Linked DNA regions of Homo sapiens: region 1 is linked to region 2. Evidence: chromatin loops called from intact Hi-C (ENCODE). Cell type or tissue: heart left ventricle. All regions are shown on one strand. Links, peaks and the distances in the headings refer to the core of each region. The heading gives the core; the rest is flanking DNA.

What was found. Hi-C counts contacts between places; a loop is a spot of excess contacts. Peaks named below come from ENCODE experiments on the same cell type or tissue, not always from the same donor. Only the 100,000 strongest peaks of a DNase experiment are listed, where the experiment ranks them.
Region 1: a loop joins it to region 2, with 1.8 times the contacts of the local background. A loop is called at or near these places in 3 of 110 quality-filtered maps.

The regions. Positions count from the first base shown.
Region 1 is chr15:62,912,933-62,924,412 of GRCh38, reverse strand. No RefSeq gene overlaps it. Among named protein-coding and RNA genes, the nearest start is that of MIR190A, 95 kb to the right of the region's middle. In heart left ventricle, for the core only: no CTCF peak of the experiment used is centred there; a DNase peak (open chromatin) is centred at 3,613; H3K27ac peaks cover 3,170 bases.
Region 2 is chr15:62,976,173-62,992,447 of GRCh38, reverse strand. No RefSeq gene overlaps it. Among named protein-coding and RNA genes, the nearest start is that of TPM1, 58 kb to the left of the region's middle. RefSeq lists enhancers at 2,498-2,998, 2,999-3,499. In heart left ventricle, for the core only: no CTCF peak of the experiment used is centred there; no DNase peak of the experiment used is centred there.

The sequences.
Region 1 (11,480 bases), core at 1-8,000, 65 kb after region 2:
AGGAGATCGAGACCATCCTGGCTAACATGGTGAAACCCCGTCTTTACTAAAAATATAAAAAATTAGCCAGGCATGGTGGCAAGCGCCTGTAGTCCCAGCTACTCGGGAGGCTGAGGCAGGACAATGGCGTGAACTTGGGAGGCAGAGCTTACAGTGAGCCGAGATCGCGCCACTGCACTCCAGCCTGGGCGACAGAGTGAGACTCCGTCTCAAAGAGAAAGAAAAAAAAAAGAAAAAGAAAGTGTCGGGTGATAAGTGAAAGGTGTGCCCTCTGTGTTTTCTTCTGTTGGGACTGATAGAAGAGAACAGATGGAAAAGGAGAGACATAGGTCAGGAGGATCTGGGGTCAGAGCTACTGATGAGGGACCTGGGCAGGAGGTGGACACCACCCCACAAGGTCGGGCAGGCCTGCAGGGAAAGGGAAGGTAGGAGGAAGCCAGGCCAGCCTTGAGCAAGACACAGTTTTTTTTTCTTTTATTATTATTCTTTTTTAGTTGACATGTAATAATTGTACATATTTATGGGATACAATTAATACTGCATCATTTGATACATGTGTAATGATCAAATAAGGGTTTTAGCATATTCATTTAGCATTTATCATTTCTTTGTGTTGAGAATATCTGCTCTTCCAGCTATTTGAAAATATACAATAAATCCCAGCACTTTGGAAGGCCGAGGTGGGCAGATTGCTTGAGCCTAGGAATTCAAGACCAGCCTGGGCAACATGGCAAATCCCTGTCTTTCCAAAAAATACAAAAATTAGTTGGGTGTGATGGCGTGCGCCTGTAGTCCCAGCTACTCAGGAGGCTGAGGCAGGAGAATCGCTTGAGCCCATGAGGTCAGGCTGCAGTGAGCTGTGATTGTGCCTTTGCATGCCCACCTGGGTGACAGAGAGACCCTGTCTCAAAAAAAAATGTATACAATAAATTGTTGATTATAGTCACCCTGTAATGCTATAGAATACTAGAACTTATTCCTCTCATCTAGTGCAAGATACATGTTCAGACTCAGAACTGAACTTTGGCGTCGCAAGGGGGTCCTTTTCAGTAACCCCTCTCATAGGCTTTAGCATTCATATATGTGTGTTATTCCAGAACATAACCGAATAAGCTTCCATATCCCCAGAGGGTGCCATATTCTGTTTGATATTTTGAGGCCAAATACCATCATGTCATAAGGTGAAACATTCAGATTGAGGAACTGCTCCATGAGACCGAGGAGCTGTAGAGAATAAACAAAGTGGAAGGAAGGTGGGATTCAAAGACCAAGTCAGAGTTTACATTGAAAAGGCCAGGTTTCATGAAATACAGTTTAATGGAGAGCAGGCTCCTAAGTATCAACAGTGAAACTGCACAAAGAAGCCCCACAACTACTGCTTGGTTTGCCAGGTTTCCCTACATATAATAAAGCAGCTAGCTGTGAGACACAGGGAGAAAGCCTTATCACCACTCCATGGATGAAAAACCCAAGGCACAAAGAGATGGATTTGCCCAAGGCAATGATCAACAGTCAGAATCAGCTCTAAGATTCAGGCTTCTTGATTGGTGATTCCGAATTCTGTCAATTTTTAAATTGGTGACTCTTTAAAACTTAAGTATAATATCTAGACCAAAAAAACGAACAAAAAAAGTTTCAGAATTGAACACACCCATAGGGTTAGTTCCCAGATCAAGAACAGAATGTTCCCATCCCCGGAAGTCCCCTCCTGTCTCTCTTTTTCACTCACTATCCCTCTATCCCTCCAAAATAGCCACAATCATGACTTCTAAGAGCATAGAATACTTTTGCCTGTTTTTGTCCTTTCTAGAAATAGAAGAATGTGAGTTTTTTTTGGTTTTTGTTTTTGTTTTTTTGCTTCTGGTTTCTCTAGCTAAGCATTATTTTTGTGAGGTTCATCTATATTATTGCATATTCAGATAGATCATTCTCATTGCTATATAGTATCCCATTATTTGATTATACCACAATTTACTTATCCCTTCCATCAAATGCCAAGGGCACTTGGGTAGTTTCCAGTCTGATGCTGTTACAAAGAGTGCTGTTATGAACATTCCTCAAAGTGTCTTTTGATGAATATATGTACACAGTCCTATTGGGTATGTATTTAGGACTGAAATTGCTGAGTCTTAGGGTATACACATGATAAGCTTTAGTAGATACATAGATACTATAATTGGCAAGTTTAAATTTTGTCTATCGAAGTTTAAAACTCACCTGACTATAAAATTCTGTATTTGTTTACATCCAGGCATCTGTCTTAACATTGCTGAATAATTGTCTTCTCTTCTTATCTAGATCACTGAAGAGAGGATCGTGACTTAAACTTGCCTTGAATCTCTATAGTGCTGGGTACTTGGGGCTGGATACAGAGTACTCGTTACATGAATACTTTCTTATTCAAATGTACGAAGAATTGCATAAGCATAGTTCTGCTTCTAGAAGAAAGCCACAGACTTAGACTCAAAGTCTAAGGCAGGGCCACAAAACATCTCAATAGAAAGAATAACTAAACCAGGATTGACTTAAAAGCTTGAGAGCAGAGGTCATGGCTCATCAATCTTTGCATCCTTCACAGTGCCCAACACAATGTCTTATACATAGTAGGTGCTCAGTAAATATTTGCCCCCAAAAATGGAATCAATAAAGAAATGATTGTGAATTGCTTCTATCACATCTGGCTCAAAGTCAAGTGCTTTTTGAGATAGAAAAACAAGATGAATATAGAATTGGGTAAAAGTTGGAAGAAAACATGCGTTAATCCTACTCATGAAAAATATTTCATATAAGGAAAGCAACTTCATTGTTTTAATTTTTCAGCCACTCTTCCCAGAAAGAGAATTCCTGAACCTGTCACTCTGATCCTAAACAATGTGAAACTAAGGAACAGATAAATTTGGGTGCTGGAGATTATATTTTATTCCTCAATAACTAGATGTAGCAGGAGAAGAAAGATTTGAAAATTTTTTTTAAGACCAAAACTTTCTCTAAGAGACCTCCCCTTCAAAGGCTTAAGGTAAGACCTGGGGTGGTGAGGACACAGGCCAAGGGAAGGCCTGATCTTTGGCACAGGCTTGAGTGTCAAGCAACTAAGCCTGGACTTCTCTCTCTGGGCAGCAACAACATTCATAAAGACAGGGCAAGTCACAAGAAACAAAGACGAGATGCTGAGGCATTCCTGAAGGGGCTTTGTGAAGAAAAGGAGGGCTTGGAAAAGAGATCTGAAGTTGACAGCATCTCTCAAGGGTCCCTCAGTCCCCAAAAGACTGAGAGCTGCTGAGGGTAACATAAAGGAAGTGCTTTTTGTTCATTTCATAACCAAATAAGTGAAATACAAACCTCTGCAAGTTATGCTCAGTGGCATGTTTTGACATCTCACTGGAAATCAAATTTCTGCCCCATAAAAGCCAAGAGGTTTTGGCCAGGACCCAAAAGCCTTTCTCAACCTTCTCATTAGCAAGCAAGAGAGTAATCTGAGGTTTCTGACCCATTCTGTAAACTGCAGTATCTCCCCTTCCCTAAAACCAGAAAAACCCCAGAATATGTTCTAAATGGAAAAGGAGCTTTCCTGCAGCCGAAGATGGGAGAGGAGTGACCTCAGGACCTCTGTAGTCAGGCGAGCCAAACCCCTGGGCTCTAGAGAGGAAGGAAAGAGAACACAGCTGGGGATGAGGGTGAAGAGGGGTCATGAAGGGAAAGGAGGGGAAGAACAGGGAAGTACTAGGAAGGTCAGAGACAAAAAAGAAAATGAACATTTACTGAGCACCTACTGTGTACCAGGTTTTTTATATAAAGTATTTCCTTTGATCCTCAAAGCAACTCTGCAAAATAGGTCATGGTATCTCTATTTTCATGGGCAAGAAAATTAATCCTCACCTGAAATTTCATGGCCAGTACCCCCTGACCCCTGGGCAAGTCGGCTCCTAATGTGGGCCCAATGCCTTAGAGGGCTTTGCTTTGGCCCTCCTCTGGCCACACTGCTGTCCAAGAGGTAAATAGTCCCAGGAACAAGGAGGTGCATCCACGCAGAGCCTGTGTAACGCTACTAGACAGTAGTCTAGGTTCCTAGAACCCCAGAATTTTTTGCCCAAACTTCTGCTCACAGTCCACTGGCTAGAACTCATTATGTGCCTCCACAAAGATACAAAGAGACAGATGTACAGCCTGACTTCCTAGCAACAACTCCACAGCATGGAAGGGCCGCATGAATCTTGGGGTCAGTTAATCATCTTGGTCATTCGTGTCCTCAAACCCAGGTCAATTCTATGTCATGAGGAATCTGTGTCCCACCAGACTGCTACTCTACGGCCTGAATTTGGTCTACGTCTTGTGTGTGCATAAAGGGCCTTATCTGGTCAGGTTGCTCAACAGGGTGAAAACACTAAGGAATAGCTTTAACATGGGAGAAAGAACATCGAACTCTCAAATAGACGTCAGCAGCTTGGAGTTAGTAGATTCAATGCAATTCTTCATTAGGTCCTGAAGAGGCAGGGAATTTAGCTACATGCAGGGACCATAGAAATCATAGCTACAGCTGGACTTCTCATCCATTTTTTATCAGATGCCAATCCCAAAGTCGATGATAATTTTGGAAAATTCTTCTGGTCCCTAATACAGCCAGAATACCATTTGCCACTACTATTAATCAGATTTTACATGTCCTTTGCCTGATGGTTAGTGCCAAAAGGTTTGGGAGTCAGACAGTCTTCGGTTTAAATCCCGGGTCTGCCTTTTACTAGCTGTAAGAGCTTGAGCAACTCCCTTCACCTCAGTTTCCTCATGTGTGAAATAGATCTAGGTACCACCTAATAGTGTTATTCTGTGAAGATTAAATGAAAGCATCTGCCCTGGTGCTTGGCACATGGTAGATGCTCAATACATTTAATTCCCTTCCTCCTATCTGTGGCTGATGGGAGCTAGTCACACTTGCGTATTTATTCTCCTACCATCCATCTAGTGATAGAAATATTCAATACAAATTCTTTTCCCAGTATCCAGTGTTTATACAGATACATATTTACACAAGCTATTTTGACAATTTGAAATAATTTTTTGAAGAAGAGCTTCACTGAGATGTAATTCTCATACCACAAAACTAGCCTTTCAAGTGATACATTTCAGTAGGTTTTAGTATATTTAATGGTGTAAGCAGCCATCACTGCTATTTAATTTTAGGATATTTTCATCACCCCCAAAAGAAACCCCAAACCTATTACTAGCCACTTCCCATTTTCTCCCACCCGACTCCCAGCCCTAGGCAACTGCTAGTCTACTTTCTGTCGCTATAGATGTGGCCTATTCTGGACGTTTCATATAATATGTAGTCTTTTGGGCCAGGTGCGGTGGCTCACGCCTGTAATCCCAGCACTTTTGGAGGTCAAGGCGGACTGACCACTTGAGGTCAGGGGTTCGAGACCAGCCTGGCCAACATGGTGAAACCTATCTCTACTGAAAATACGAAAATTAGCCAGGTGTGGTTTCAGGCACCTGTAGTCCCACCTACTCGGGAGGCTGAGGCAGGAGAATTGCTTGAACCCAGGAGGTGGAGGTTGCAGTGAGCTGAGATCATGCCACTACACTCCAGCCTGGGTGACAGACTCCGTCTCAGAAAAAAAAAAAAAGTAGTCTTTTGTGGCTGTTTTTTTTTTTTTTTTTCACTTAGCATAATGTTTTCAGGTTTCATCCATATTGTAGCATATATCAGCACTTCATTCCCTTTTATTCTTGAATCATAGTCCATGTATACTACATTTTGTATATTACATATACTGTATTTTGTTCATTCACTGGTTGATGGTCATCTGGATTATTTCTCCCTTTTAGTTATTATGAGTAATGCTGCTATGAACATTTGTGTACAAATTTTCGTGTGGACATTTGTTTCAAATTCTCTTGGGTATACACTTAAGAGTGGAATTGCTGGGTCATATAGTAACTCTACATTTAAACTTTTGAGAAGCTGACAGACATTCCAAAGTAGCTGCACCATTTACATTCCCATCAGACAGGTAAGACGGTTCTAATTTCTCTGCAACATTAATCATTACCTGTCTTATTATTAATATTAATTAATATTATTAATATTAATAGCTGTCTTTTTAATTATTACCATCCTAATGGGTAAAGTGCTATGTTATTGTGGTTTTGATTTGCATTTCCCTGATGGCTAATGATGTTGAGCATCTTTTCATGTATTTATCGGCAATTTGTAGCTTTTCGTTGAGGAAATGTTAATTTAAATCCTTTGATCATTTTTAATTGGGTTATTTGTCCTTTTATTGAGTTGTAAGAGTTGTTTATAATTTTGAATATAAACATCAGATATATGATTTGAAATATTTTTTCCGCTTCTGTGGGTTGTTTTACGTTCTTGATGATGTCCTTTGAAGAACAAAAGTTTTAAATTTTTATGGAGTCCAATCTGTTTTTTCCTTTTGTTGTTTGCACTTTTGGTGTCATATCTAAGAAGGTGTTGCTTAATCTAAGGTAATGAAGATTTATTCCCATGTTTTCTTTTAAGAGTGTGTGGTTTTAGCTCTTACATTTAAGTCTCTGATCCAGTTTGTGTTAATTTCTGCATATGGTGTGAGATAGAGATTCTGACTTAACTCTTTTGTATGTAGATATCCAGTTGCCAGACCAAGCACCATTTGTTAAAAAGTTTGTTTTTTCTCTAATAAAAAATCAGTTGACCATAAATGTGTCTATTTCTTTCTCAGCTCTCAATTCCATTCCATTGATCTATATTTCTATTCTTATCCTAGTATCACATAATTTTGATTACTATAGCTGTCTAGTAAGTTTTGAAATTGGGGCGTGTGAGTCCTCCAGTTTTTTTTTTTTCAGGATTGTTTTGACTTTTGGATTCCTTGATTTTACATATGAATTTTAGGATCAGCTTGGCAACATCTACAAAAAAGACAGCTGAGATTTTGGTAGGGATTGCATTGACTCTGTACATCAATTTGGAGAGTAATGCCATCTTAACCATATTAAGTCTTTCAATCCATGAACATGGGACATCTTTTTATTTATTTAAGTCTTTTTTAATTTCTTTCAATGGTGTTTGGTAATTTTCAGTGTATAAATTTTAAATTTTTTAGTTATATTCTTAGTTTCATTTTTCAGATTGTTTCTTGTTAATGTATAGAAATACAATTGATTTTTGTATATTGTATAAATGTATAATATATAAATGTACTTTTTTGTTTGTTGATTGGTTTGTTTTGATGGATTCTTGCTCTGTTGTTCAGGCTGGAGTGCAGTGGTGTGATCTTGGCTCACTGCAACCTCCACCCCCTGGGTTCAAGAGATTCTCCCACCTCAGCCTCCCAAGTAGCTGGGATTACAGGCATGCACCATCATGCCCAGCTAATTTTTGTATTTTTAGTAGAGATGGAATTTTGCCATGTTGGCCAGGCTTCTGTAAGTGTGTATTTGTATTTTGTCACGTATCCTACAACCTTTTGAACTCATTTAATAATTCTAATAATTTCTTGGTTTCTAATAATTTCTAGAATTTTCTGTATACAAGATCATGTTATCTATAAATACAACTAGTTTTACTTCTTCCTTTGCAATCTAGATGCCTTCAATTTTTTTTTTCTTGCCAATTGCTGTGGCTAGAACCTCCAGTACAGTGTTGCATAGAAGCGGCAAGAGTGGACATCCTTGTCTTGTTACTGGTATTAAAGGAAAAGCTCCCAGTCTTTCACTATTAAGTATGATGTTAGCTGTGGGTTTTTCATAGTTGCTATTTATCAAGTTGAGGACATTTCTTTTTATTCCTAATTTGTAGATTGCTTTTATCATGAAAGTGAAGTGGTGTCATTGTCTGGGGTAAATACCCAAGGTTCGTTATTTCACACCAAGGAAATCAAGGACATGGACATGCAAGGAATGAGATTAAGAGCAGAGGTTAAATAGGCAAAAGAAAGAGAAAAGCTCTCTCTTGCAGAGAGGGGTCTTGAGCGGGTCTTCTTGTCTGTGGTGACATGCAGGAGGTTTTATAGATGAGCTTCAGGAGGTGGTGTCTGATTTACATAGCGCATGAAAGATTGGTCAGACCAGGTGTGCCATTTGCATAGCGAGTGAAAATCTAGCCGCCTCCAACCTATTCTTTTATAATGCTATCTGGCCAGTGCCATGTTGCCTGCTTCTTTACTGTGCACATGGTGACAAAGAAAAGGGAAGATGGAGCCTCCATGTTGAATATACCTGGCTTCCAGGTAGCCCTGTTCTATTGGCACAGCTGCCGCCATTCAGCTGTGCAAGCTTCCAGCTTGCTTATCTATGTTTGCAGCTCGATTTTTCAGGCTGCTCTTTGTTAGAAAGGAAATTATTTTGGGGCTGCTTTTTGTTAAAAGGGAAATTCCACTGATGACTCTGTTGCCCTTACTATCTGCCTAAATAATTTCTTTCTATCTCCTGTATCAAAAGAGTGCTGGATTTTGTTCAATGCTTTTTCTCTGTCTATTGAGATGATCATATGGTTTTTGTCTTTTTATCTTGTCCTTTATTTCACTTGATTGCTTTTTGTATTTCAAATCAAACTTGTTTTTCTGGGATAACTCCTTACTTGATCATGGGATACAATCATTTTGATATGTTGCTGGATCTGGTTTGCTAGTATTTTGTTGAGGAGCTTGTGCTTATATTTGCAAGATATATTATAATAAATGTCTTTGCATGCTTTTGGTATCCGGATAATACTGGCCTCATAGAATGAGTTGGGAAGTATTGCCTCCTCTTCTAGTTTTTGGAAGAGTTTGGGAAGGATTGGTGTTAATTCTTCCTAAGTACTTGGTAGAATTCACCAGTGAAGGCATCTGGGTCTGGGCTTTCTTTGTGGGGGAAAAAGAATGTATTACTAATTCAATCTCTTACAGGTTCTCTTCGATTTTTTCTCGTTTAGTCAGTTTTGGTAGTTTGTATACTTTTAGAAATTTTTGTTTCGTTCAGGTTATTGGATTTTTTGGCACACCATTGTTCAGAGTATTCTTTTACAATCCTTTGTATTTCTGTAGGGTCTATAGTGATATTTCTTTCAGTGTTATTCCAGATTTTCATAATTTGAGCCTTCTCTATTCTCCATTAAGCTAAATTTTTGTCAATGTTGATCTTTTCAAGGAGAGGTTGTCTTTTAACCACAGCATAACTGAGCCTATTCTTACTAAACACATGAGGAGATAACATACGTAGTTTTCTAATCTTTCAAAGGCTTCTAAACCTACAATTCACTCCACAAACATTTATGGAAGCTCTACTATATAGAAGCAGCATAAGCATGCTGTAGACCTCCAAAATGAATAGGACATACTGGATGGTCCCTGTGCTCAGTGGTACAGTCTTGGGTAGAGTTGAGGGGTGGAAGTTGGGGTCAGTCTAGGATAACAGCTAGATAGCACAATGGGATAAGACTGAGGCCACCTAAGTGTGGCTGTGTAGGCTATCTACTCCACAACTCTAGGTTCCAGTGACCTAGACTACTGGCAATGTGAATGGTGTATACTGAAGTTGGGCTAGCCGTAGCCCTTGAATAAGTGCTGACACTAAAATATCTGTAAACCAAAAATAAGATTCTAAGCCCCCTCCCGCAGCTGACTGAGTGCACCTCTTTTCTTGGCCAAAGGGATTCCAAAGCAACCTGAAAAACTAGTTCAGGCCTTGAGGCAAGTGGGGTGGGGGGTTTGGACATGCCTCTGTATACTCTCCTCCCTTTGGAATTCAGGCACAACTGACCAGCATTAACATAAAAACAGAGGTCTTAAGACTGAAAAAAGAGGGCCAGGCACAGTGGCTTACGCCTGTAATCCCAGCACTTTGGGAGGCCAAGGTGGGTGGCCTCGAGGTCAGAAGATCAAGACCATCCTGGCCAACATGGTGAAACCCCGTCTCTACTAAAGCACAAAAAATTAGTCGGACGTGGTGGTGCACACCTGTAGTCCCAGCTACTCAGGAGGCTGAGGCAGGGGAATCACTTGAACCCATGAGGCAGAGGTTGCAGTGAGCCAAGATCGCAGCACTGCACTCCAGCCTGGCAAAAGAGAGAGACTCTGTCTCAAAAAAAAAAAAAAAAAAAAAAAAGAGACTCTTTGTAGCAGTAAGATACCAAATTCCAGCCTGACTCTAGTATAGCATCACATGACAGACAGCAGGCCCTGAAAGAAATAAAAATATTTTACCCCAAAATATATTTTTTGACATATTTTGAAACAGCCCGTAAAGCTGTCTCTTGTGGAGGAAATTTACATTCTGTAGAAAATCCCCTTCCCTTTCCAGGTCTTTTTCTGATCCTGAAGAGATTAGCTACGAGTATAGCACATTTAAAGGTCTGAATAGAAAATATTTGCCATCTATTGCCTCTCAGGGCGGCCATCTATAAGACTTCATCTATATAGTAACAACCTTGGTCTCCATAACCCTTTATCTTAACCCAGACATTCCTTTCTCTTGACTCTAGGTCTTTAGGTAATAACTCTTTCAACCAATTGCCAATCAGAAAATCTTTGCATCCACTTAAGACTTGTAAGCCATCTCTTTGAGTTGTCCCATCTGTCCGTACTGAACCAATGTATACCTTATACATATTGACTGATGACTTATGCCTCTCTAAAATGTATAAAACCAAGCTATAACCCAATCACCTTGGGCACATGTGGTCACGAGTCCATGGTCCTCACCTTTGGCTCAGAATAAATCTCTTCCAATATTTTACAGAGTTTTGCTTTTTTCATCAACAATGCCTATAGGGATCTGGAGATATAAGTGAGAGGGCCATTATTTCTGGCTGTTGGGGGGAGGGCAAAGGGGAGATAAATATCAATATTTATTCCATCCATCTCTCCTCCATACCTTCATTCTGCACCTCCCTCTTTGGCAAAAATTCCTACTTTTTGAAAGAGCATCATAATTTCTAAAATGATTCTTGGCCCCACAGTTCTTTGACATGCATAGGGCTTGGCAGACTCACAGGAAAATGAGGTCATTTAACACAAACCTTGTAATGATTGAAACCTGTGCTTTCTATGGAGAGCAGCAAGATGGAGGGAGAAGAGGGGAAGTAACCTGGGACATAATTACATCAGCCCAAAGATCCGAGCTAGGAACTCTTCTCACTTGGAAAAGTGTAATAGACAAGGGCCTTTTACTCCTGTGAGTGGGTTTCACACCATTGATGGTAACACTTTCACCTGTAGGCTAGAAGGATGGCTGGGCCTCCCGCTCTTCTCAGCTGCTTTGCACATAAAATTTGAGTGATGTTATTTTAGAAAGGCATTTAACGCTGATGCTGAAAGACTGCTTTGCAGTGGCTCACACATATCTGGGACCAGGGCCGGGTGCCGGTCCATCACAGGCAAAAGGGCAATCAGCATTGTCTGAGTAACACTAGCTGCCTGGGGAATAAACTTGAGAGAAAGCTGTTCTCCTCTTGACCTCTAGAGTTTCCAATTCACATTCTAGCAGGGCAGCCGGCAGAT
Region 2 (16,275 bases), core at 3,451-11,450:
GAGAGCCTTTCTAGTGAAAATGGTGTAATTCTGATAATAAAACTGACAAAGACACTTTCCAAAAGGCATGCCTCAGACATGAGTTCTGCAGGGTGTTAAGAGGAATTATGTGAAATGGGGGCTCTGTGATCGATCGTGTTGGGAAATGCTGGATTATACAAATTTAAGCACAGCATGTTCCCTTGCTCTTAACTCTAGCAGATCTTAGAATCTTTAAAATGAGAATGTACCTAGTGAATCTCCTGGAAGGATATATAGTATTTCCCAAACCTTGCAATGCCAGACGTTTCCTTTCCTTTTCTTTTCTTTCCTCTCTCCCCCTTTTAATGTCTTTTCTTTTCTTTCCATTTCTAGTGGCACAACTCATAGCAACAGTGTTCTGTAGAACACACTTTGGGACATGCTGCTGTAAAGTCATCTCACTTGTATGTATAGCAGTTGTGAAATCCTAAATATAACATAAATGAATCAAATTCAATAGTGCATTTTAAAATTTCACCAGAGGGGCCAGGTGTGGTGGCTCATGCCTGTAATCCCAGTGCTTTGGGAAGATTGCTTGAGGCCTGGAGCTGGAAACTAGCCTGGGCGACATAGCAAGACCCGTCATCTCTACAAAATGTTTTTCAAAAAAATTAGTCAAGTGTGATAGCACATGCCTGTTCTCCCAGCTACTCAGGAGGCTGAGGCAGGAGGACTGCATGAGCCCAGGAGTTCAAAGCTGCAGTGAGCTATGATTGCACCACTGTACTCCAGCCTGGCCAACAGAGTGAGATCCTGTCTCTAAAAAAAAAAAAAATTCACCGAAAAAGAAGAGTTTTGATTCCAGAAATATAAAGATATTTTAGTGTTAGAAAATTATGAGGTAATTCTTAACATCAACATGTAAAATAAGAAAAATACAATAATCTCAACAGATAATGAACATGTATGTGATAAATTTCAATACCAATTCTTGATTTAAAAGTCTAAGAACTAGGATTAGAAAAATAGATCCTTAATGATATAAAAATAATCCATGGTAAATTAAGATAAGATCACCGATATTATTACTATTAACATGATTCTTGAAGTTGTACAGTAACTCATGAAAAAGTATTACAATTATTCAGAGAGTAAGATAATAGCTAGATGCAGAATATTTTTTCCAAACCATAGTTCAAATTAGAAATATTTAGAGGAAAAAGATCCCAATTCCCAATGGCCCAACAAAAAATAAAAAATTTATAAAAACCTCAACAAGAATGTTTAGGACCCACTTGAAAGAAAACTTTGAACTTTATTGAAAGATATTAAAGAAGGTTTGACTAAATAGATAGCCATATATTATTTTTTTGAGTAGAAAATCCGAATACTGTAAGATGCCAATTTTACCCAATAAATTTATAAATTTAATGAACTTGCAATCCATAATGGGCTTATCACAATAAGTCTAAAATTAGTTGTTTATCACAATAAGTCTAAAATTCATCAGGAAAAAGAAGTAGTTGAGAATAATTTTTAAAATCTTGAAAAAAGGGTGATGGAGGATTTGGCCCACTAGGAATTAAAGTCTATTATAACACAACAAGAGTGTAAACATTATGGTATGCGGGCAGGAACTGGCAGGTGCAGCAATGAAACAATGTCACCTGGAAACATATTCTAGACTACGTGTATATAGTAGTGTGTATATGAGTTTTAGACTACATATGTATGTGTTTATATATGTAGTCTATATATACATACATATGTAGTCTAGAACACATATACACACTAAGACGCAGAACTGAACACATACACGCTAAGATACATTCGCACACACATACACACTCTGACAAAGAACGGGAAGGAAATACGGTAAAGAGTTAATGGAGGGTTTATGAGTGGTGGGATTATGGGTTCTGACTCTCTTCTTGGTCTTTTTTGTACTTTTCAAATTTTCTATGATGGACACATTTTAGCCAGCTAATGAGAAAAACAGTAAATGTTGTGCGTAAGTGTGTATGTGTGTGCATGTGCAAACGCTTAAAGAATGTGCTCCATTAAATAGGAAGGCCCCCTGGGAAAGAATACCCTGCTGGGCACGGTGGCTTACGCCTGTAATCCCAGGATTTTGGGAGGCCAAGATGGGTGGATCACCTGAGGTCGTGAGTTCGAGACCAGCCTGACCAACATGGAGAAACCCTGTCTCTGCTAAAAATACAAAATTAGCCAGGTGTGGTGGTTCATGCCTGTAATCCCAGCTATTCGGGAGGCTGAGGCAGGAGAATCGCTTGAATCCGGGAGGCAGAGGTTGCAGTGAGCTGAGATTATTGCACCCCAGCCTGGGCAACGGGAGCAAAACTCCGTCTCAGAAAAAAAAAAAAAAAAAAAAAAAAAGACTACCCTTAATGCCGACACACTGATCTCTTCCTTCCCGGTGTGGGCTGCTGTGAGTGTGGAAGGGGTGGTAACGAGGGCCCAGGCTGTAGGGGTGAGAGGGCCCAGGCGGTAGGGGTGACAGGGCCCTGAAGGGAGAGAGGGGTGTAGAGGAGAGAGGCTTCAGGGTGGTAAGGAGGAACGTTGCCCTTTTGCCCTGAGCTGGGAATTATGAATCCAAGAAAATGACAAAGTCGTAAGCTGTTTTCCTTGGCAAAGGAGCTGTGTTCTGAGGTTATAACATTGCCTCGAGGATTAAATGATGGTGAGTGGAGGAAGAGGGGGAGATGATTAGTCTTGATCTGTAAAGTTCACCCCCTATGACTTCAATAAAATGCCCAACTGGCAAGCGAGATTGAGGGAGTATTTGTAGAAGTTGGCCCTAAATGTGGGGTGTGAGCAGCAATTGTTGGCACACATCCTGGGGGCTGCTGTGGCTCTCTGTTGGAGGACTTGTGCCCAGAGCAGGCAGAGTGGGCATGGAGTGATCTTTCCAGTGCTGGCTCCTGCCGGTCTCAGAGCCTCAGTGTGTGCCTGGGCAGTGTGTGCCTGGGCAGTGTGTGCTGTGCTGAGGCGTGTGGGCTGTGGAGGCAGAGGGCTCTGGATTCCCTCCTGACTTTTCCACTTGCCAAGTGGCCTTGTGCAAGTTATATACTTACCTTCGCTAGCTGTAATGTCTGGAATGGAGATGGTAACTCCTGTTTTCCTTTAGAAACTCCACTTGCCCCTTAATTGAGATTTTCTAAAACACTCGTGGGGGATTCAAGTTTGGGTCAGAGAAAAAGGAGGAAGAAAAAGGGAAAACATAAATAGCCTTAGAGCAATAATTTGCCCTGTCAGACCCAAAGAGACTTTGTTAAATTCTATAATTTCTGGAATGGCAGTCCTAGAGGTGGTGGCCAGGCCAGTCATTTGAGAGTTGGGGGCCGGTGAAAAGGAGACACCTAGGATCCTGCTTCAGGCTCCAAGGACACTGGGCTATGTTGATCTTTGGTTAGAGAATCACAGACTTCTAGAACTGGAAGAGGTCTCAATTTAACAGGGAGAGACAAGGCACTAAATAATTGGCACACAAGGCTGGGCGCAGTGGCTCACACCTGTAATCCCAGCACTTTGGGAGGGCCAGGTGGGAGGATCGCACCACTGCACTCTAGCGTTGGGTGACAGAGTGAGCTCTTTTCTCAAACAAAAACAAAAACAAAAACAAAACACCCTCGGCACTGAAGATCGTGTGGCGAATTAACAGTGGATTCCTAAGCGAGGACCCAGTATAGTCCCTCTTTCTCTCAGTGTGGCTTCCTGCTTTTTTCTCCTGGTTACTTGGCTATTAATTTAAGTGCCAAATGAAACATGTGTGAAAACTTTGTATCTTCCTTGGTTTTAATTTTCTTTTAAAACACAATTTCACATAAATATCTAAGTCAAGATGATTTAGTAGAACGATCCTTTCAGGACTTCCTTTTCTCCAAACGCTGGGTAAAGAAAGACTAAAAATAAGAGAAACAACAACAACAAAAAAAAAAAACACAAGGAGAGTCAAATGCTAGATAAACAGCTCAGTGTTCATTCAACAGCACAAGGCGCAGACCCTTGGGTGAGGGTGAATGAGGCTAGGGCTGGGTGGTTCTGGGTCTTGACGAAGGCAGCAAGACTGGCCTTCTTGGCTTTTCTTGACTTAAAGGGGAGTGAAAGCACCCCATGTCAGGTGGGAACCAGAGCCAGGCCCACTCTGTGAGGTTGGGGTGGGACAGGCCTCCTTTGCCCATGAAGGGAGATTGGAGGAAAGCAGTGACTGTTGCCTGGCCCACCACTTCCTAAAGCTGCCTCCCCAGGCCTATGGAAGGGAGCAGACACAGCCATGTAGCCAGGTCCTGGGCAATGCCTGCCTCCAGCTCCGTCAGATCGCTGGAGTCAGCCCCAGGCAGAGCCTTGAGCCTCCAGTATTAGACTTGGTTGTGAACTGGGGTTCCTGGATCAGAAAGGACGCAACGGGGATACTGCCTTAGAGGGAGGAAGGGATGACACAGAGGGAGGAAAAATGCAAAACGAAACACAGTAAGCTGCAGCTCCAGAGGCCCCTGCAAGCCCAAATTCCAAAATGCAAGAGGAGAAGGGAGGCTAAGAGAGGTGGTCAACAGAACCAACAGGCGGGAGAACCCACTTCAAAGAGGTACAAGGAGAAATTGACTTGGGGGCAGAAGTCCCAGGAATCTGTAAAGCAAACATTAGGCAGCTGTGAAGCAAGATCAGATGGATATGATGAAGAAACAACAAATCCTGGAAATAAAAAATTATTAGTTAAAATGTTAAATTATCTGTAAATGACTAAAAGTTATGAGTTATTGAATAAACTCAATAATCAGGATAAAGTTTAGTTGGGTAGAGTTGAAGAAAGAGAGTAAAATGAAGAAGAGTATTGAGGACTTCACCCAGAGTACACACAAAAAGTTTTTAAAATGCGAGAGAGAACTTATGAGAAAATTAAGCTTGACGGAGAGACTCCCATATGTATCTCATTGAATAGGAGGCCAGAAGGCGAGCGTAGAGGGAATGGTGGAGAACCACTTGAGATAATGGCCGAGACTTCTCCAGACTTGAAGTAAACACAGATTGGGCCAAGTGGCGCTTTCCAGGTGGATGTGTTGGGGAGCTGGCCTTTTCTGTCAGTGCCAGACACACAGCGGGTTGCTGTTACATGTGCTATCTCATGCGATGGCCACAACCGCCTTGCGGGATAGGTGTGATCATCCTTGTTTTCAGATGAGGAATATAAGAAACCTGTGGGTGGAGAGGCTGGCCCCATGTCACACAGTCATAAGTGGTAGAGCTGAGCTTCCATCTCAGGCAGAAGTCTCCAAGTCAAGATACAATGGCCAACTTGTCCCTGTTTGCCTGGGACTTTCCCGGTTTTACCGCTGAAAGTCCCATGTCTTGAGCAACACTTCAGTCGCTGGGAAACCGGGATAGTTGACCACCCTAGGTGAAGGGCATGAACTTTGGAGCTTGCCAGATCTCAGATCTCATTTCTATACTTACTGTGTGTGCCTTAATTTTCTCATTTGCAAAATGGTAATAACAGAGGCAACAGTCAGATGAAATGGCAATTCATTTAAAGCGCTTAGCCTGACACCTGACATCTGCCATGCACTCAATAAATGTTAGATGCTGTTATTTATTTATATCATTACTACACAATTTGTGTGCTTCCCACTATGGTGCTCCACTTGTAGAGAGCAGGGCCTGCTTCTGGAGGCCTTGAATGCCAAGGCTAAGGGTACAGATGTCATCCTTTAGGACAGTAGTTTCAAAACCCGACTGCACATCAAAATCAGCTGGGAGCTTTGATTAAAACCTAGATTCTCTAGTGGCTCACACCTGTAATCCCAGCACTTTGAGAAGCCAAGGTGGGAAGATCACCTGAGGTCCGGAGTTCAAGACCAGCCTGGCCAACATGCTAAAATCCCATCTCTACTAAAAATACAAAAAATTAGCTGGGCATGGTGGTATGCACCTGCAGTCCCAGCTACTTGGGAGGCTGAGGCACAAGAATTGCTTGAACCCGGGAGGAGGAGGCTGCAGTGAGCCGATGTCCCACCACTGCACTCCAGCCTGGGTGACAGAGCGAGACTCCATCTCAGAAAAACAACAACAACAACAACAAAACAAAACAAACCTAGATTCTCAAAACACATTGTCTAAAAGTCTGATTCGGCATGTCTGGGGCAGGATCTGCTGGTCTGCAATAATTGGTCTTTGAAAATTGTTTAAATGCCATTGAAATTTTAGAAAACATTCTAATCAGTGTGTTGGGCAGTTTTGCTATGTATGGATATTTTGAGTTGCGGCAAGCCTTAACTGTGGGCACATCCACCAAGTTAATGCAAGGTTAGGGCCTCTCCTAGCCAGGAGAGGAAAAAAGCCTATTGTTTGCATTTTTTCTAGGACTTGAGCCTGCAGGAGAGTGAAACTACCAAGCAACCTGTTGAGATCCCAGATGGTTTCTAACCCACAGAATTTCTCATCCTCTTTCCATCCGTCTGTCTCAGGGACTGTGCCTCCCCTACCATGCTCCTGGCCGCCTTCCCAGGCTCCCATCTCCGCTGAGGAAGGCATTCCCTCCTCATGACCTCATCAGAAATGGTCCCTTCCCCAGGGCAGGACTTCCCACCATAAATTCTCCATCAGCAGAGGCCCCTCCGGCCAACTGAGAGCGAGCAGCGAGTTCCAGGCAGTGTTCTGTAGTTCAGCATGAGTCAACATGGAGACCCTGCCTCAGTGCATCAGTCAGCCCTGGAAGCAGTCTGGCTTAGAATGCATTTCTTACATGTTTAGAGATTGCAGAACAGCCATCAGTTTTATCCAGAACACCTGTAAATAGTTTTTTGAAACAAATTATCAGAGCCAAAAAACAAAATAATTCTTGCATCTACTCCTCTTCCTTTTTGAATTGACATATCTAAACAAAAACCAAAAGGAACACGTAAATCAGGCTTTACTGCGATGAAGAGATAGTGTCCTATCTCATTTTACTAAGAGGACATATGTAAATGCTGAGTTATTTCTTCTCTCACGACACATCTGTGTATTGTTCAGGGGACCAGCATTCTGCCAAAAACAAGTTAGGAACACTAGATAAATGAGAAGACTTTGAACTAGAGACAGAGAGATCTGGGATGTTGATGTGGCTTTGTTACAAATGGGTCCAACGGCCTCTGGGAAAGACCATCTCTCTAAGAGTCTGCGTTCCTCCTTTGTGAAGGGTAATGAGGTGGGGTGGGAGGTGCCTGGGGGTGGGGGTGGGTGGGATTAATTTAGAGTTGTTTTCCGATGAGGTAGCCACTAGCCACACGTGGCTATTTAAATTTAAATGCAAAATAATTAAAATTAAATAGAATTGAAAATTCAAATTTTCAGCTGCACCAGCTGCATTAAAAGTGCTCGAAAACTACGTGCGGCTAATGGCTACCATATTGGACAGCACAGATGAAACATTTCCATCATTGTAGCAAGTTTTATTTGCAGTACCTGCCTAGATTGGAAATCATAGTGTAGGATTCTATTCTACCTCTCCTCTGCATATTGCCCCTGTGACAGACATTGCTAATCGATCACAGCATTCTTGTCTACTATACCTTGATGTGTCTTCACCATCTTCCTCGGAGATCCATTTGTGCTCAATTGACCTGGAATATGCATGTGAGACAAACCATGTGCTTCTAGGGACCAGATCTGAGTTCTTAACCATTTTTGTGCTGTGACCCCTTTGGCAGTCTGATGAAACTTATGAAGTCCCCTCCCAGAAAAAAAAATGTTTTTAAATGCAAAAAACACAATATGAATTACCAAAGAAACCAATTACAGTGAGATATAGCTATCAAAATGTTAAAAGAATAAATGTTTGACATAATAATAGATATGCTTTTTTATTATTGCACCAAATAATAAGATCTGATGGCAGGTGATTTTTTTTTTACTTATAATTTTATAATTTTAATGTAATTTTGAAGTGGTGCTGAAAGCAAATGATATTTTAAGTATTTTGTCAAAGCTACCATGGGATATAAAAATAACTTTGATGTCTTCGATGAAACAAAGTCACAGATATTGCCAACACTATTGTGTGATGCTTCCATTCATAACTGAAGAAAATGCTAAATTTCAGTTAGTAGTTACTAAAAATAAAGATGCATTTTTCCCATTGTTAAAATAAAAACTTCAGCTGAATTAAATGTAATGGAGTTTAATTGAGCAGTGAATAATTAGCGAATCGGACAGCCCCCAGAATCATAGCAGATTCAGAGAGACTCCCGGGAAGCCTGCTGGTCAGAACAAATTTATAGACAAAAAAAGGGAAGTGACATACAGAAATCAGAAGTGAGGTACAGGAACAGCTGGATTGGTTACAGCTCGGCGTTTGCCTTATTTGAACACAGTTTGAACACTCAACAGTGTATGAATGGTTGAAGTATGGCGGCTGGGATTGGCCAAGACTCAGCCACTGTTACAGGCGCATACTCCTAAGTTCAGTTTTCAATCTTGTCTACCCACTAAGTTAGGTTGCAGTTCATTCTCTGGGCTCAAATATAGAAGTACGGAGTCCTTCTCAAGACATATTTAGTGTGCTTTAACACCATCCAAATTCATGGACTCATTAAGTTCTACTGACAGATTTCTTAGGGTTCCATGGACCTTTGCAAGGAATCCCTGAAGTAGGTGATATGTGAAGTTCCTTCTGGATTTGCCATTTTGTGGCCACATAAAAAAATTTCTCCAAATTGTTCATGCATGTATGGAATATTAGTGTGCCAAGGCTGATGTCCCTAACCATAATCCCCCTTCTTCAAGAGCATCTCATGCAGTTGAGGAGATGTGGTTGGGAGTGGTGGAGAGGGGAGCACAGAATGAAGAAAGGGGTCAGAAGAAGGCTAGAGAAATCTGCCACCTCTGTCACTTTCTGTGGGGCAGATAGGGAGGGGAGGGGCTCACTGTCACTGCTGACCGCAGCCGACCACAAAGGGCATTCCTTCCACAGTGAACTCAAAATTAGTGCCATGAACTCCACGGACGAAGCGAGAAAACCAAATGGTCAGCATCTGAAAATGACACCCCCTTCTTTGAGCACTCCCTAAAGACCTTTTATGTTGTGGCCTTCAGTGCCTTTGGAACAGTTTTACGCCTTTGTCAAAACAAATAGAATGCCCACTAGTGAAAAAGGATTTGCTACAAATACCAGTGACAGTGCAGAAATAAATATTTATAGCCTGGGCTCTGAGACCTACATATTCTCATTTCTTATAGAGCCTGGAGCCAGGCCTATGCCAGTGAAAATTGATTTACACAATAATTGTTTTTCCATTTATAAGAAACATATGCCTGCCACTACTTTATTCTGGGGATCTTGACAGATCACAAACTCAGTCAAACGTACAATAATCAGCTGGCTGTAGCAGCAATACCCAAATCAAACTTGATTTCCCATTAATCGACATTTCACGATCTCAAGCCCAGTAGCACATAGCCCCGCCACAGTCTCCCCCAGCAGAATGCCCTCCCCTGCCAGCCAGGGAAAGGCACTCGGTTTCTTTGGCACTGCCTCTCTTGTGTAGTCAGAATGCATCATTTTATTCTTTGACTTCTTTGTCATTTACTTATGCATCATTCACTCATTCATTTTGCAAATAATTACTTTGTAGTTACTGTACCCTCAGGTCAGGAATAGATATTGGAGGAATGGGAACTAACATTTATTGGGTACCTTCTCTGTGCTAGGCACAGCACAATGCACTTTCTCATTCCTTACTACAAGTACTCGCACAACCACCCCGTGATTCTGGAATTATTATCCCCCAGTCTTAGCTATACAGAGCTCAAGGCTCAGATAAGTAATTAACTACTTATCTAATTTTCTAGAAAGAGAAAAATGAATAATATGATTCTGATTCTCCAGAAGTTTACAGTCGAGAGGGGGAGACAGTATTGATATAGCTGAGGAACTACAGATACGAGAAAGAATTAAATAACAAAGCAAGATAAGGTGATTACATTTTGAAATGAGAGAAGAGATAAGAAAGGCACAAGCAAGTCATGCCTGTAATCCCAGCACTTTGGGAGGCTGAGGCAGGCAGATCACGAGGTCAAGAGATGGAGACCATCCTGGCCAACATGGTGAAACCCCGTCTCTATTAAAAATACAAAATTAGCTGGGCATGGTGGCACGCACCTGTAGTCCCAGCTACTCAGGAAGCTGAGGCAGGAGAATTGCTTGAACCCGGGAGGCAGAGGTTGCAGTGAGCTGAGATCATGCCACTGCACTCCAGCCTGGCGACAGAGCAAGACTTCGACTCAAAAAAGAAAAGAAAAGAAAAAGAAAGGCACAGGGATCACTGTGGACCGGGATAGTCAGTGAAGGTGGGCTTACATCCAAAGATGAAGACTTGGTCACTGGGAAGGGGGTGAAAGAGGACATTCCAGGAAGCAGGGTGGTGTTGAGCAAATGCCTAGACTCAGAAGTTAAATGTAATTTGGGAGGTGGGGTGGAGCATGCCATGAAGGTACAGACATGTGGAGTGAGAGTATTCCTTAGCACAATGCCTTATGTGAAGGAATGATCAGATGCATCAGAGAATGAAAGAGTAAGTGGCGGATACTGCTATGTAGGTGGGAATGAAGTTGGATAGATGTGGTTGGATTGGGTTGTGGAGGGCTTCAATTGGCAGGTTGAGGAATGACAACCTCTAGAATCTAGAACACCTAGCTGGAGATTTCGTCTCTATAGAAGGGAATCGGATAATTATTTGTGATTCTTTATTGGTAAAGCCTACCCTAGAGTCAAATATATGAATATCATGAAATCCAAATCCAAGCAAAAAAAGAACACAAGTAGCCAGACATTTTTTTAAAAAGTATAATCATGTACAAACCCCCTAAACATCCCATGATACAAGAGTGGTTAAGCAAATTGTGGGGTAAGACTGGAGAAAGGGAGGTCAGTTCAGAGGTTGTCGAGGCTATGATAGTGAATAGTACCAGAGAACTGAGAGTAGGAATGGAGAGAGGTGGATGGATCCCAGAGATACATCAGAGGTAGAATCTACAGGACACGGTAACTGATGGAGTGAGAGACAAAGGAGAGGGAGGAGTCAAGGATAATTTATGCCTGGGTTTCTGGCTTGAGCAACTGAGTAGATGAAGGTGCCATTTCCTGAGGTAGGAGAAGATAAAGAAGCCAGTGTGTCAGGGGAAATGATCAATCTGGCTTTCAACAGTTTGAGTTTGGCATCTGACTAAAGGCATTTGCCAAATAGCCGGCTGTGTGGGTCTGAAGCTCAAGAGAGTGACCTGAGCTAGACACATAGATTTACAAAGCACCAGCTTCTAGCTGATAAAGGAAGGTGTGGGATGGACAACACTGCTGGCAACACGAGTAGGGTGGGAAATGGAGCTAGGATGAGGCTGGAGGAACCCTAGCATTTAAGTGGGGGGAAGAATTGGAGCCCAGAATGGAGACCAGGAAGGAGTAATCAGAAAAGCAAAAAAAAATGCCAGGGAAGGAAGATTGTGGTCAGCACCCTCAGATGGTGCTAAGAGGTCAGGTAAAAAGTGGAAATCACGGCGTCTATTGGGTGGAGCAACTAGAAGGCCTTTGATGACTGTGGCAAGGACAATTTCCATGGTATAGTGAGGACCGAAGCCAGATCCAGTGGCTTGAGGAGCAAGTGGGAGGTGAGTCTAGCCACATCATTTCAGAAGTTAGGCTGTGAAGGACATAAAAGAAATACGACAACAGCTGAAGGAGAACAGAGGATAAGGAAAGACTTAAGATGGGCCAGAATGGGAAGGACAGAAACATCTTTAAATGCTTCAGGTGGAGGCAGTGGAAAGGACGTAGAAAAAACCTGGAAGGCCATATGCCTACATGGTAACAGCGGTAACCTGTGGGTAGTGTAGTCCAGAGGTTCCTGAATGTTCAAAAACAGGCTGAATGATGTTTGTTGGAGTTTTGGTATTGTCTGTTTTATTGCTACAAAATTCTTTAAAATATGTCCATTTACATGTAACATCACACAAGTATGCAGAGATTTGATAAATGGAAGCATTCCTCTGCCTGCCTACATTGGACGGCAGGGAGGTTTGCCCGAAGCATCGTGGTGATGAATACCAGTGGTGCCCAGCATCCAAGATGGCCCCAGTGAGCCACAGCTCCTGGCTTTCAAGGCTTTGTATGAAAGCCCTCGCCACATTGAATCAAGGATGTCTGTGTGACCAACAGAGTATGATAGAAGTGACAATTAGGACCAAGGCTAGGTCGTAAAGGGCATTGCCATTTCAGCCTCAGTCTCCTGCATTGCTCACTCTGGAGAAAGCCAGTACCATACCATAAAGACACTCAAGAAGCCCTGTAGAAAGACTCATACGGAGAGAAACGGAGGCCTCTGGCCAACAGTCAGCACCCACTTGCCATTCCTGTGAGTGAGCCATCTCAGAGTGGAGCCTCTAATCCCAGCAAGCACTTACATGCAGCCCCAGCAGACCCTTGACAGCACTTCAGGAGGGACCCTGAGCCAGCACCTCCAGCTGAGCCTCTCTAAATCCCTGCCCCACAGAAATCAGGAGAAATTTCCAATGATTAGTATGGAAGCTGCTACGTTTTGGGGTGATTTGTTATGCAACAATTAACTGTTGTGGGCACCCTACATGTGTTGTGGGGCCCATGGGAGCGTCATCCACTAGACAACGGTCTGGCTATAACAGCATTTAAAAATAGAGGTACCAATTGTGTGTTCGATTTAAACAAGAAGTCATGTGCTCCGGCATCCTTCTGTGTGAGGAGCACAACCACTCCTACCACATCACACACACTCAAATTGATAACGCTACCTGTTTTGTAGATAATATTTAGTATGTGAGTGTTGTGTACGACTCAAGTATGAGTCAAGCATATGTGGAGGTTTTCAGATGCTATAGTTTTAGGATTTAATTTTGGAGGAAGTGAACTTGAACAGTTTCAAACTGCATAATTAATGACATTCCATTTTCATGACAACTACTAATTAATCTTGCCTGTTATCATAAACTTTTAGCCTGTGGGAGTTTGGGTCTTCCTAGCTCACATGGGAGAACAAATTGTGTTAGACTTTCATTTTGTTTTTTTAATTGTGAAATGACTGGGGTTGAGATAAAGTGGTGGGAAGGGGTGGAGTGGGTGTGCTCCCTGGGAACCATTGGACCATTCATTTAGCACCTGGGTTTATCAAACCCCCTAAAGTCAGGGGTTAGCTCTTTCACATCTGCCCCATGGCCAGCACAGTGCCTGGCACATAATGCTGGTTCAGTAAGTATTTGTTGAATAAATACTAATTCTGCTCCTTTCCTTGTTCTTTCATTCTACTCGTAGAGTTTAATAAAAACCCTGTGGAAGGTTTGGTATGTTTCACCTCTACAGAGAAGGAATGAGAAAAAGTGTTTCACATTTCTCTGGGGTCAGTATGACAGGACAGTGCTATCTCCCTTCCCTTCTCCCCTCCTCATGCCCTGGAGCAGTGGACCTGGAGGATAAGAGCGGGGTTCCTCTCCTGGACCCCTTCCCGCTCTGTGAGCACCAGTTGAGGAGTGTGTCAACAACAGCAATAGTGGCAGAGACTTGGGGGTGTCTGGAATATCCAAGGAATGGTCTTGTGTGTAGAAGTGAAGTGGCTTCACGAGTGAGACCCATTCTCATTCAATGGGGCCCTTTTGGTTTCATTGTGTGGCCTAGGGTTAGAACATGGCAGCTGGGAGACACTTTGATTTCCCAAGCAAGCTTGGCCAAGTCTCCCTCTGTCCTCTGAAGAGGAGGCAAATCTCCCTTCAGGGCAGTCAGTGGATTTGCGCCTGGCCCTGGCGAATGTGGTCATTTCCGGAAGGAAACAAGAATAATTTTCCACTCCCACATTCTGGCCACTGCAGGGCAGGGAAACCACTTGCCAAGTCAGGCAAAGACATTCCTGGCTCATCCTGGGGCATTGTTTGAGCTCATCATCTGAACCTGATGACAAGAGACAGGAATTGTTTTTGTGAGACTCGTGGGTCAGGGAGCTTTGCTGGTTCAGAGAGAGGATTGAGGTCATGCGACCAGGCAGGCTACCATGGCCACCAGCAGCTCTTTAACTTCCATGATGACTCGTAGATAAGCCTGGAGAGATGGATGGCTGCAGACTGGCAGGAACACTTGTCCTGGATTTGGGTAGGCCAGGGACACCAGGTTGCTGTTGCTGGAATACTTGGAACAAAAGCACTTGTTTCTGAAACCAGATATCTTATCATAACCAGCTCTTGCCTCTCCATTTATAAAGGATGGGGTCAGCTAGACTTGGGAGAGGACAACATGACACAGACATTAAAACAATTGTGTGTCCAGACCTGCCCAAAGGCTGTGGGCGAGTTGGCAAAGTGTGTTTCTGGTGCCCTCAGGTGCCCCTCTGTGGAGCTCATTTTGAGCCCACAGATGCCCCGTGCTTACTCCCTCCTCTGCTCCATCAGAATTTGTTTCAGTAAAGGATTTGATATCAGTCATGCACACTATAGTGGAATTAAAGCCATTTAAGCCTTTTCTCAGAGTGTGGCTCTCATGGCTTAAAAGGCAATCTACTATGATTAATCAAAGGCCACAGTACAAACCTTACTTAATTCAAAGAAATTCTAGTTTTTTGCTACTTTAGAAAAAATGAATTAAACAGTTTTTACTTAAAAAAAAACTTACAAGGGATGTTAATTAACTTTTTAATCTTGTAACTTTGGGAAGTAAGTTGGACAATTATTATTATTATTTTTAGAGATAGGATCTCAGTCTGTCACCAATGCTGGAGCGCAGTGGTACGATCATAGCTCCCTGTAACCTCAAACTCCTGACTCAAGCGATTCTTCTGCTTCAGCCTCCTAAGTAACTAGGTCTACAGCCATATACCACCATGTGGAGCTACATTTTTTTTTTTTCGTAGGAACGAAGTCTTGCTATTTTGCCAGGCTGGTCTCAAACTCCAAGCCTCAAATGATCCTCTCGCCTTGGCCTCCCAAAGTACTGGAATCACAGGTGTGAGCCATCATGCCTGGCATGGACAACTATTTTTGCCCCTATGTTGCAGGGAGGAAACTAAGGCAGAGAGCACAAATGATGTGCACAAGCTCCACAATGAATTAATGAGCTGGCATTAGCATGAAGGCCTCTGACTCAGGCACCAACGTCTTTCCAGGGACCCTATAGTCCCATGTAGGCCAAAGAAAGCTCCATACACCTCCCCCCTGCAGGTGACAAGTGCTCCACGCCTAAGTATCATTTAGCCCACGTAACAGTCCTAGGAGCTAGGGACAGTGCCTGCACTCACAGATATAGGCATGGGGGCTCAGAGAATTTTTTAAATTTTTAAATTTTTTGTGGGTACATAGTAGGTGTATATGTTTATGGGGTAATGAGAGATTTTGATATGCAATGCATAATAATCACATCAGGATAAATGGTAAGCAACTTGTCCAATTGCTTACAACCAGAAAGAGGCAGCATGAGAATTTAGTCCAGGTCTCTTGAGCTCCCAACAGGGCTCTTTGCTTGTAGCGGGTCGTTTAGAGAGTCCCCAGACCCCTCTCAGCATCTGAGCAGAGAGGGGTAGGAATGACGCACGAGGCCATAGCTTCCAGGCCTTTAGCTCTGGGGGAATAGTTGGTAAGGGGCTCCTGGGACTTTTCCAAGTCTCCAAGGCACTGGGAGTTCCCACGATGTGAAGATCTGCTGAGTTGGCTGAAAAATGTAAATAATGCACTTTTGGCTTTTTGAAGCCACATTCCATTTTAGTGATTTATCATCTTATAAAGGCAGAGAAGGGCAAAAACAAAATATGGGAATAAGTGATTTCCTATAGGGAGGAGGAGACTAGTCCCTGCTATGTTGTGTATTTATATTGAGTGTCAGATGCAATTCTTCTCCTGAATGTTCAGGAGAGGGGGTCTGATTCTCTGAATTCTTCCTCTGTGCTGTCATGAGACAAGGTGTCTGGTACAATTAAGAAAGGGCTTCAGTGTCTACTGCTGACTCCCCAGCCCCCAACCCTCTCCCCACCTCCATGAGCCTGTTAATTAGAAAGGAAAGGTCACAGCCTCTCCAGCAAAGCTGCCAGCAATTCATTGAAATACTCAAAGAATTTCTCCCAGTTCATCTACTGTCGTACACTCATTCATAAAACATTCACCAAGCATCTGTTTGTATGAGATGTCATGTTACATACACGTGTAGATTTATATATACACACATGTATATAATATATATAATGTATACATCTTATATGTATACATGTAATATATATGTAATATAATATGATAATATGAATATATGACATATTAAATATGAAT